2 separate regions of the Homo sapiens genome follow, and region 2 is linked to region 1. Evidence: read pairs that join two places in POLR2A ChIA-PET (ENCODE). Cell type or tissue: HepG2. All regions are shown on one strand. Each heading gives the region's core, and the rest is flanking DNA. Links, peaks and the distances in the headings are about the cores only.

Region 1 (6,215 bases), core at 916-4,915:
CGATAATCAATGTTTAGTTTACTATGCCTATAAAAATATTCTCAGCTAAGCCATAAGTTTTCCCCTATTTAAAACATTTTTTTTTTTCCTGGAAATACTGTGTTGCTATTCCCAAGGTTAGTTTCCTATATAATTGACACTAATTCAGGCCCAGTCTTCTCCAGAATAGTCTAACTGTCCTCTCGATATGTTCAAATACATCAGGAGTTCTGCAGTTTTCATCCCCTTGGTGATCTCTCTCCTGGAGCATCCTGACTGTCTCCAAACTGGACGGTTCCCCATATGTGACACACAGGTATCATTCTGGAATTTCTCCTTACCATCATCCTAGGCCGTTCTTCAGCCTGTTTTGAATTAGATACATATTACTAGATCCCATGTCATTCTCCTTCTCAGTTCCTTTGAATCACCTACCTCTTCCAGACCTTCCCCAGAAAAATCTCTTTTTGAGACCTTACAAGTCTGAAAATGTCTTTATTCTACCTACACTTAACTGATAGTTTGGCTGGGTATCTAAGTTGGTAACAATTTTCACTACAAACTTTGAAGGTGACTGCTCCCTCTCTGCATCCGGTGTTGCTAATGAGAAGCCAAACAATTTTAATTCCAGATCCTTTGTGTGTGACCTAGTTTTTCCTCTCTGGAAATGTTTAGGGTTAATGGTTTATTGTGTATTCTGAAATTTCACAATTATGGGGTCTGCCTTCCTTCAATACGTTAGGCACTTGGCAGTCCCTTTCTTTTATCTTCGTTGCAGAGATGAGGTCTTGCTGTGTGACCCAGGCTGGCCTGGAACTCCTGGCCTCAAGTGATCCCCCAGTCTCAGCCTCCCAAAGTGCAAGGATTAGAGCTACGAGCCACCCTTCCCAGCCAACAGGCCCTTTCAATCTAGATAGTTCTGTCCTTCAATAGAAAATTTCTTTGAACTATGTCTTTGATGATTTTTTTATCCTATGTTTTCTTTTTTTCTCATATCATTCTCATATTAGACCTTCTGGATAAATCCACCAGTATTCTTATCTTTACTCTCCTATTTGAACCTCTTTATTTTACTCCTTTTATTGTACTTTCTGGAATATTTCTTCAACTCTATCTTCTATAGTACTGGGTTTTTCATTTCTACTATATTTAACCTCAACCACAAGCAAATAAATACCAAGCTAAAACAATGAGACTTTTTTCTTTTTCTTTTGCCTGTGAGTTTTGGCCAATATAAAAAAGTTTCGTAATACCTAATGTTGGCTAAATGTGGGAAAACAATAAATGAAAGTTCTTTGAAGAACAACTTTACAATATCTATCAAAATTCACAAAACATGTAAAACTCTTGACTCAGTAATTTTACCTCTAGGAATTTACCATGCATTTATACTTGTACAAGTGTTCAAAAATATAGATATAAGCATTATTTGTTAATAGCAAAAAAAATCTTAAATATCCAACAGGAAGCAATTGGTTATATAAACCATAATTATCCCTGAAATATCCAACAATTTCAAAAACAACATTGATCTAGATATGGTGATATTGAATGACTTCCAAACGACTTAAGCGAGCCGAGATTGCGCCATTGCACTCCAGCCTGGGCAACAAGAATGAAATTCCGTCTCAAAAAAAATATATATGAAAACAGGGACTCCAAAAGATATTTGTACACCCATGTTCATAGCAGCATTACTCACAATAGCTAAAGTGGAAGTAACCCAAGTGTCCATCGGTGGATGAAAGGATGAAGAATATGTGCTCTCTATATACAATGTAGCCAGAAAGAAAACGTGGTCATTATATATAATATAGACATGATGGCTCATGGCTGTAATCCTAGCACTTTGGGAGGGCAAAGCCGGAGGATCACTTGAGCCCAAGGAGGTCAAGGCTGCAGCGAGCTGTGATTGCACCACTGCACTCCAGTCTGGGCGACAGAGCAAGACTTTGTTTTTTTTTTTTTTTTTTGAGACAGGGTCTCGCTCTGTTGCCCAGGCTGGAGTGCAGTGGTGTAATCACAGCTAGCTGCAGCCTTGACCTCCTTGGGCTCAAGCGATCCTCCCACCTCAGCCTCCTGAATAGTTGGGACTACAGGCACATGCCACCATGCCTGGCTAATTTAAAAATTTTTTTCAATTTTTGTAGAGATAAGGTCTTGCTTTGTTGCCCAGGCTGCTCTCTAACTCCTGGCCTCAAGCAATCCTCCCACTTCAGCCTTTCAAAGTGCTGGGATTATAGGCATGAGCCACTGTCCCTGGCCTTGGTATAATTTTAACTTGCATTTTACTTTATATGAGTGAGGCTGAGCACATTTTCTTATGTTTAAAAGCCATTTGAGGCCAGGCACGGTGGCTCACGCTTGTAATCCTAGCACTTCGGGAGGCTGAGGCAGGTGGATCACTTGAGCCCAGGAGTTCAAGACCAGCCTGGACAACACAGTGAGACCCTGTCTCAAAAAAAAAAAAGCCATTGGGGCCGGCAGCATGTGCCTGTGGTCCCAGCAACCAGGGAGGCTGACGTGGGAGGATCACTTGAGCCCAGGAAGTCAAGGGTGCAGTGAGCTGTGATTTTGCCACTGCACTCTAGCCTGGGTGACAGAGCAAGATCTTGTCTCAAAAAAAAAAAAACAACAAATGCTGAGAGTTAACAGCGAGCAGTGAGGAGTGCTGTGCGGGTTGGCCCAGCTGGTTTGGTTTGGTTTGATTGGGGAGGGGTTAGCCAGATGATAAACTCCCCTGGCTTTTTCACTAGGTTTGGCTTGCTGCTGTGTTCCCAATAGCTAGCACAGTGCCTGACATATAGCAGATGGGCAACAAATTTGTTGAAAAAAAATGAATGGAAGGCATCCTGGAGGTAAGTGTTTGAGAGCTGTTTAGGAAGAAAGAACCTGGTCATGAATTGGATGCTGGGGAGAGTGAAGTACATGCATAGGTTTCTGACTGCGAAGAAACCAAGAGTCTATGTTTCTGCACGAATGTTTTATTCATGTGGGTGGGGCTCTGCTGAGCTGGCTTTTACAACTTAAAACCTTTTCACTGGGAGGACAATTCCAAAGTCTAGCAGAAGCAAGCTTCAGGAAGAACAATAGCTCCAACCCCACCCCAGTTTTTCAATTTAAGCGAAAAATTAGCTTCTCTGAGACCTCTCCACCCTCCTCTTTGAATATTTGGATGGGATTAAGACAGTCATTCCGGGAAAAGGGGCATCTCAGAGCCTGGAAGAGAGGAGGCAGAGTCAGCTGCCACAAGCCAGTTGAAAATAAAACAGATTTCACGACAGAAGGAAGAGCATGGTGGCTGAATTTGTTAGGTTATGTCCTTGGAAATTCAGAGATGAAAATCAGAGCCACGGACTCTTCCCTCTTCCTTCTTCCGGGATTAAAAATAATAATAGACTGACCATCCTGGCTAACACGGTGAAAGCCCATCTCTACTTAAAATGCAAAAAATTAGCCGGGCGTAGTGGCGGGCGCCTGTAGTCCCACCTACTCAAGAGGCTGAGGCAGGAGAATGGCGTGAACCCAGGAGGCGGAGCTTGCAGTGAGCCGAGGTCGCGCCACTGCACCCCAGCCTGGGCGACAGAGTGAGACTCCGTCTCAAAAATAAATAAATAAATAAATAAATAAATAAATAAATAAATAAACAAACAAATAAATAAAAATTATAGACCGAATCTAGCACTTCCAACTTCTCTGGTCATGCCTCAAAGTTATATTAAGAGATTAAAGCCACATCTTCCTTTTATTATTGGGCACTGGTCTTAGCTTTCCACAGCTTTTAAAAATTGTTAAAAAAAAAAAAAAAAAAGGAAGGGGCTAGGCACAGTGACTCACACCTATAATCCCAACACTTTGGAAGGCAGAGGCAGGGGGTTACTTGAGCCCAGGAGTTCAAGACCAGTCTGGCTGACATAGGGAGACGGTGTCTTTACAAAAAATTTTTAAAAATTAGCCAGGCATGGTGAGGTGCACCTGTGGTCCCAGCTACTTGGGAGGCTAAGGTGAGAGGATCACTTGAGCCCAGGAGGTTGAGGCTGCAGTGAGCCGTGATTGCACCACTGCACTCCAGCCTGGGTGACAGAACGAGACTTTGTCTCAAAAAAGAAAAAAAGAAAAGAAAAGGAAGTAACATCCCTCCTGGTCTTTTGAACTTGTGGGCCACTCCTCCAATGCACACCACCCTAGCCCCTCAGAAAAGAAAGGTAAGCAACATAACAAAGTTTGGTTTCTTTCTGGTTTTTTTTTTTTTTGAGACAGGGTCTCCCTCTGTCACCCAGGGTGGAGTACAGTGGCATGAACACGGCTCACTGCACCCTGGACCTCCTGGGCTCAAGTGGTCCTCCTGCCTCAGTCTCCCCAGTAGCTGGGCTCACAGGCGTGCGCCACCACACCCAGCTTATTTTTAATGATTTTTTTTTTTTTTTTAGAGGAAGTCTTGCTCTGTCGCCCAGGCTGGAGTGCAGTGGTGCAATGTTGGCTCACTGCAAGCTCCACTTCCCGGGTTCACACCATTCTGCCACCTCAGCCTCTCAAGGAGCTGGGACTACAGGCGCCCGCCACCACGTCTGGCTAATTTTGTTTTTGTTTTTTTTAGTAGAGATGGGGTTTCACCGTGTTAGCCAGGATGGTCTCGATCTCCTGACCTCGTGATCCACCCGCCTCAGCCTCCCAAAGTGCTGGGATTACAGGTGTGAGCCACCAGGCCCGGCCTTAATGATTTTTTTTTTTTTAGAGATGGGTCTTGCCATGTTGCCCAGGCTAGTCTCAAACTTCTAGGCTCAAGTGATCCTCCCACCTCAGCCTCCGAAAGTGTTTATTATTTTATTTAAAGGGCTTATCTGGAGTTGAAATAGCCACAAACAAAAACAAACAAACAAAAACAAGGAAAGAAAGAAAAAGAAAAAAAGCTAAAAGGCTTATTAACTGATTTATTTTGGTAAAATTTTAAGTAGTTTTCCTTCCTCTTATTCGGAATATATGTTGAATTATTATAATGAGATAACTAGATAAAAATAATTTTCTATAACATTAGATATAACCAATCTTTGTGTTGCTGTTTTGAAAAGGTCAGGTTTTGTTAGCATGGTGCTTCAGTTATTTGCGATATTTATGAAACTATCTCAAAATTCAAATGCTTGTATCTTATCTTCTAAAAGCTCAGGGAAACTAGACTGCAAACAGGGCAAAGGTTGCAGCATGAAAGTAAATATTTAGATTGCCTCTTAACTCTGCCAGGTGTAATATTCCTGTAAAATAGTGATACCGAAACCAGCTCTGGAGATGGAAAGTATAATCAGGAGGTTTGTTTTATAATAATTTTAATACCGTTGTCCCAAGTATTTGTTTCTGATAACTACTTTCCTATTTTCTTACTCAATATTTATACCTGAATCCCCATTCTCCCAGTTCTCTGAATGAGCTCTCCCATCATATATTCCTAATTTCATTCACATGTCCCACAACAGTTTCACCAAGTATGTGTTCTATTTTCTTCAGAATCTTTTGACCTAGAGGATCTGTGAATGATTAACTGAAGCACTCCCTACCCACTGCTACAAACCAAAAACACGTGTGAAACCTGTCTCTTCCATTTTCTTTCTTCCTTCCTTCCTTCTTTCCCTTACCTTCCCCTTCCTTCCTTCCTTCCTTCCTTCCTTCCTTCCTTCCTTCCTTCCTTTCTTTTTTTCTCTCTCTCTCTTTCTTTTTTTTTCTTGAGATGGAGTCTCACTCTGTCTCTCAGGCTGGAGTGCAGTGGCATGATCTTGGCTCACTGCAACCTCTGCCTCCCAGGTTCAAGCGATTCTCCTATTTCAGCCTCCCGAGTAGGTGGGATTACAGGCATCTGCCACCACACCCAGCGAATTTTTGTATTTTTAGTTGAGACCAGCGTGACCAACATGGTGAAACCCATGTTGGTCACGCTGGTCTCTAACTCCTGACTTCAGGTGATCCATCCACCTCGGCCTCCCAAAGTGCTGGGATTACAGGCATGAGCCACTGCGCCCAGCTGTTTCTGCCATTTTCTACCCAATTTATGGACACCCAGGTTTGGAGTACAGAGGACAAGTACCAAGCACAAGGCTTGGGTACTGGGTACCCAGAAAACACAGCTGCAGGTCTCAAAGGAGTCTTGGCCTTGTTGCTTGACTTCTATACTTTTAATTTTTTTGTGACCTACTATACTTATCTGGCCAGCCCAACCAGCAGTCCAACAGTAACATCTGTTGACCTAA
Region 2 (6,215 bases), core at 854-4,853, 340 kb after region 1:
ACAAGAGCAAGGAATCTCCCTGGACCACTCCTGTCCAGTGGAATTAAGGTTGCCCTTTAAGACTGACATGTAAAATGAGTCCTAAATCTGTCTTCTAAGTCACTGACCACATAAGTCTTAGCAAATTAAGTGGCAAGCAAAAGAGGGTGGGGAATAGAGGTTGTATCACAAGCAACCTGGAGCTTTTCCAAAGTCACACTCTTCTCCCTCACTGTAACAAAGAAAATTATTATTAGTTTACTAATAAGTTTTAGGGCAGTGAGTATCAGTAATAGAAGAATAAAAACTGGTGCTTGGAGTTCTGCTGGATGGAGTGGGTAAGGATGTATGAATAGAAAATAGAAAAAAAGGCATGTTTGTAGAGTAAAATGAGTAGATATATTTGACTAGAAAGTTGGGTTTCTGTAAGAGAAGAGTTGGGGCTGAGCTAGAGATAATAATTTAGAGCAAGACAATGAATACTAGGTAAGGGAATTTGAACTTTTTCTTTCAGGCAAGAAGATACTAAAGGTTTTTCATTTATCAGCCTTTTAATTGTTAAATTATAAGGGAGCAAACATGTTGAGTGGCAAATCACCTTTTTTTTTTCCAGCACCAGGACATTCCAAAATATTCTTTCAATGTCCCTACATTTCTGAAAATTTAGGGTACTGTAGGTGATACAGAGATGCTATAAAATATTTAACTTATAATGAGTTTGTTCATTATTTGAATACTGATTTAGAATATCTACATTAATCTATGAAAGTTTCATTCATCATTGATCAGTTTAATTCACTTATCCTTTCTTTTTCCATTGTTCCAGGCTTCTAGTTTTCCTCAAGACTTGAAACAACTCTGATCTATTCCAAAAGGATACGGTGTTCAGCCATTTTAGCCATGAGATCATCATTGTCAAAAAGCAATAAACAGATCACAGCAATAATGAAAAAAGCAGCTCCCCTTGTCTGAAAATAAAGAAAACAACATCAAGGATGACTTTTTCAAGGGTTGATTTTTAAGACCGTAACTACATAAATACTAAAGAAAAACATTTTCTCAAGTAAGCATTTACAAAAATGCATTAAAAAACAGAAAAAAATCTGACATTAAAGCTCTTACATATTATAAGCTTACAGTATTGGCAGTAAGATATCAAAGAGATATAAACTAATGATAACATTGATTATCTCTTTGCTAACATGGCTGGGCATATTACTATGTACAAATTGGTACTGTTTACAGAATCAGCCTTCCTAAATGCTACTTTACTTCTGGTTGAAAAGCCCACGTAGCTAAAGAATAACTAGTAGGAACTTATTTTACTCTACAATATGCAAGGAATAGAGAATATTCTAGATACTACTCCTCTAGAGAAAAATAATCCAGAGGGCACGGTAAAACCAGCAAAGTCATTTCTAAGATCTAGTAAAGTACAAAGTACTTAAAAAGCTGATAAAATTTATGTTCTCATTCCAGGGAAAATTTTTTTTTTTTTTTCAGACAGATCTCGCTGTCGCCCAGGCTGGAGTACAGTGGCGTGAACACAGCTCACTGCAGCCTCCAATTCCTGGGCTCAAGTGATCCTCTTGCCTCAGCCTACCAAATAGCTGGGACCACAGGCATGTGCCACCATGCCTGGTTAATTTTTTATTTGTAGAGACCAGGTCTAGCCATGTTGTTCAGGCTGAGGAAAAAGGTTTTCATAAAAGAAAATTATAGAAAGGACATATTAGCTCGGTTTATGTAAATATTTCAGAATGGTAGCTTCAAGAGCAATCTAAATAGCATTACTATACATTCCTTTTTTTTTTTTGAGGAGAGTCTCTGTTGCCCAGGCTGGAGTGCAATGGCACGATCTCGGCTCACTGCAACCTCCATCTCCCGGGTTCAAGTGATTCTCCTGCCTCAGCCTCCTGAGTAGCTGGGATTACAGGTGCACATCACCATGCTTGGCTAATTTTTGCATTTTTAGTACAGACGGGTTTCACCATGTTGGTCAGGGTGGTCTTGATCTCTTGACCTCGTGATCCACCCGCCTCGGTCTCCCAAAGTCCTAGGATTACAGGCATGAGCCACTGTGCCTGGCTAAACAGCATTACTATACATTCTATATTTACAAATTTACAGGTATAACATGTCTTGTATGATACATATACTTGTAGAATACCTATTATATATAGATACATTAAGTGTATTATATATACCTATAATGGAAGTATAATACAATACTTCTATTAAAGTTTACAATGCAAAGTGAGGATACTCTTCATTCTATGATTACCACTATAATGGATAAATTCTGTTAGTGTGGTATTACAACAAAATTCAGTACACTACACATGAGAAAAACCATGTACTTTTAAATTTCTTAAGTTTTCACTGAGTTAGGATATGGCAACATCAACAACAATCAAATACAGAGAACATAACTTAATCTTTTTGTTAACAAAGAAGGCAACTGAGAATTTTGTAATGCTTCAGTCTCATAATTAAGAAAAAAAGGCCAGGCGTGGTGGCTCACGCCTGTAATCCCAGCACTTTGGGAGGCCGAGGCGGGTGGATCATGAGGTCAGGAGTTCAAGACCAGCCTGACCAATATGGTGAAACCCTGTCTCTACTAAAAGTACAAAAATTAGGCCAGGCGCAGTGGCAGGTGCCTGTAATTCCAGCTACTCAGGAGGCTGAGGCAGGAGAATTGCTTGAACCTGGGCAGCAGAGGTTGCAGTGAGCTGAGATTGTGCCACTGCACACCAGCCTGGGTGACAGAGTGAAACTCTGTCTCAAAAAAAAAAAAAAAGAAAAAGAAAAAAAAAGTCCGGGCGTGGTGGTTCACACCTGTAATCTCAGCACTTTGGGAGGCCAAGGCGGACAGATCACAAGGTCAGGAGTTCAACACCAGCCTGGCCAACATAGTGAAACCTTGTCTCTACTAAAAATACAAAAATTAGCCAAGTGTAGTGGCATGTGCCTGTAATCTCAGCTACTCGGGAGGCTGAAGCAGGAGAATTGCTTGAACCTGGGAGGTGGAGGTTGCAGTGAGCCAAGATGGTGCCACTGCACTCCAGCCTGGGCAACCCAGTGAGACTCCATCTCAAAAAAAAAAAAAAGAAAAAACAATCATCAAGTCCTGGACTGATGCCCTGATCCATTTCTCACACTAATGAGAACACTCTCACTTCTAGTTACTTAAGGAGGAAAACTTTTTTTTTAAATGTTTTCAAGTCATTTTTATTTCTTTTGTGAGTTGTCATTCCCAGTTTTTTGCTGATTTCCTGCCAAGGATCTTAAGCATTTTTTAAACTGAAATGGGTGATTTATACTTTGAAAGGAATGTAAAACTTATTTCTGGCAATTTTTGTTGTTAGTTTTTTGTATACACACTGATTTCTGTTATACGTTAAGTTTATAATCATTATGAAGCCAAATATAGTGAGTTTTCCCTTTGTGATTTTTTCCACTGCTTTTATGCTCAGAATTTTCTCCATCTACGTATTTTATTCTATGTTTTTACAAATGTCTATTTTGTAAACTCACAAAGCTCTTCAATCCACTTGAAATTTATTTTGGAGTACTCTATTAGTGAGGGGGAAGGATTAAATAGTGGCCCATGCTTTAATACTAATGACCCAGTTTGAAATCTACAGGCAGAGTATTCTTTTACTCTGCTCTACTTGGCATGTTACTTTGTTCACTTCATTACTTCATTCATCTCCCTTCATTACTTTGCTTGAAAGTCCCTTTCAGAATAGGGACTATTATACCTTATTTGTCTTTATCTATCCTTTCCTTTATGTCTAGGAAAATGCACCATGCACAGGAAGTGTGGGAGATCAGTCACAGTGGTGGGAGAAATTATAGGAATAGAAGCAAACCTTCTTGGAAGGCTGGGGGTTTTGCAAGTTTTGAAGGATATTTTGGCTGAAGGCAGCCAGATTCTCTTATCAGAAGCCTAAAAGCTTAAGGCGTAGATACAAGGGAGTGTAGAGGAGTTTATCTAAATAGCTCGTTTACTCATGTTGTCCTAAAACCGACCTTTGATCATTTGCGCTCAAGACTGCTCTCTATGTAGGGGGTCAGCAATGTTATTTACCCACAAAGCGTGTTGATTCAAGGCCTTTGTCATTAAATCTATACTGAATAAATGCCCGCAGTGCCAGCTTGTCAGGGCCGCAGCTGCTGACTCTTTACAGCACCCTCCTTAGGGTCTGTAAGCGGCCTGGTTCCCTAGCCCACTCCTTCACTAAATACCTGTGTCTGAGTGCATTTGTTGTTCAGCCAGGGTCTGCAAGTAGGACCCAGCAAGGAAGTGTTTAATTTGGTAAAACAGAAACACTATATAGTTCTAACAGTTTGGAATTGTAGATTGGTAACTCATTTAACAAAAGGATAATACTTGAATCACTTAGGATGAATAGGAGTGCTTAGGTGGCAAAATGTTGGATAAATGTTCATCATAATTTAAATTTAACAAGTTTTTAGTTATTTTTCAAAAATGATTTACAGGGTTAAGAATGAGTAGGGGGTTTGGGGGAAAGGTGCATGAGTACAACATGAAAGAGATCATTGTGGTGATGCATCAGTTCTATATCTTGCTTGTAATGATGGTTACACAAATCTACACATGACAAAATTTCATAGACCTACATGCATACATACATACATACACACACACACGATCGTATGTAAAATTGGTAAAATCTGAGTAAGGTCTATGGATTGCACCAATGTCAATTTCCTGTTTTTTTTTTTAATTTTTGATTTTAATTTTTGTGGGTACATAGTAGGTATATGTATTTATGGGGTATACGAGATGTTTTGATATAGGCATGCAATGTATATAATCACATCAGGTAAATTGGGGTATCCATCCCCTCGAGCATTTAGCCTTTGTGTTACAAATAATTCAATTATACTCTTTTAGTTATTTTAAATGTATGATTAAATTATTGTTGATTATAGTCACCCTATTGTGATATGAAATACTAGGTCTAATTGACTGGTTTTGATAGTGTACTTGAGTTGGTTAAGAAGTTACCTTTGGGGGAAACTAAATGAAGGGTGAGGGTCCTCTATGTACTATTTTAGCAACTTCCTAGGAATCTATAATCATTTCAAAATCATTTTCCACTGTTTCCATGTTAAGAAATTTCTCCAACTACGGATTATATTTTCACAAATATCTATTTTTGTAAACTTATAGAATTCTTCAAAAACAAAAAAATTGTAAGAAAAATGTAAAACTAGCGGAAAAAGCCCCTGGAATTTTTTTTTTTTTTTTTTTTTGAGGCTGAGTCTCACTCTATTGCCCAGGTTGGAGTGCAGTGGCATGATCTCAGCTCACTGTAACCTCCGCCTCCCAGGTTCAAGCAATTCTCATGCCTCAGCCTCCAGAGTAGCCGGGATTACAGGTGCCCACCACCATGCCCAGCTAATTTTTGTATTTTTAGTGGAGATGGAATTTCACCACGTTGGCTAGGCTGGTCTCAAGCTCCTGACCTCATGTAATCCGCCCACCTCAGCCTCCCACAGTGTTGGGATTACAGGCGTGAGCCATCGCGCTCAGCCTCCTGCATTCTTTTAAATGGTGAAAGATAAGATTTTATTCCTTTGGATAATATGTGACATACATACTTTCCATTTCCAAGTAACTGATAATGGAAAATTCTACCTTTGCTGGTCCTCCTCCAGAACTGGTGAACAAAACACTGAGTAGTGAAATGACAACAATATCACTGTGCTCAAATAGCAGCAAAGTCCTACAAAAATAAAACATTATCATTTATGAAATGTAATTTATCTTTATCAAGACGCATGAATTCAACTAGAGTTAGAGAAAGAAAAACATTTCCCCTTGATTTCACAAAACATAAGAAAAATAAATAGGTACAACTGCTTTAGAAAATGGTTTGGCATTATCTACCTTAGAAAGATTGAAGCTACAAATACCTAATCATACCACTCATAGAATTATGTCATACAGATTTCTTATTCTTGTATAGGTATGTATCAGGTAACACTTACCAGGTTGCTCATACCAGCACTGTTTGCAGTAATCCAAAAAAATACAGGCAATGTGGCTGGGTATGGTGGCTCACACCTATAATCCAGCACTTTGGGAGCCCAAGGCAGGGGGATCACGAGGTCAAAAGATCGAGACCACTCTGGCCAACATGGTGAAACCCCATCTCTACTAAAAATACAAAAATTGGCTGGGCGTGGTGGCACATGCCTGT

What was found. Peaks named below come from ENCODE experiments on the same cell type or tissue, not always from the same donor. Only the 100,000 strongest peaks of a DNase experiment are listed, where the experiment ranks them.
Region 2: POLR2A ChIA-PET joins it to region 1 with 7 read pairs; 2 of 35 experiments call an interaction of 5 or more read pairs at or near these places.

What each region holds. Positions count from the first base shown.
Region 1 is chr5:69,451,459-69,457,673 of GRCh38, reverse strand. No RefSeq gene overlaps it. Among named protein-coding and RNA genes, the nearest start is that of OCLN, 38 kb to the left of the region's middle. In HepG2, for the core only: no CTCF peak of the experiment used is centred there; DNase peaks (open chromatin) are centred at 1,793 and 2,593; H3K4me3 peaks cover 1,645 bases.
Region 2 is chr5:69,107,872-69,114,086 of GRCh38, reverse strand. It overlaps SLC30A5 (solute carrier family 30 member 5), which reads right to left. Exons shown (of 16, transcript NM_022902.5): 5 at 5,651-5,738; 6 at 860-947. Among named protein-coding and RNA genes, the nearest start is that of SLC30A5, 17 kb to the right of the region's middle. In HepG2, for the core only: no CTCF peak of the experiment used is centred there; no DNase peak of the experiment used is centred there.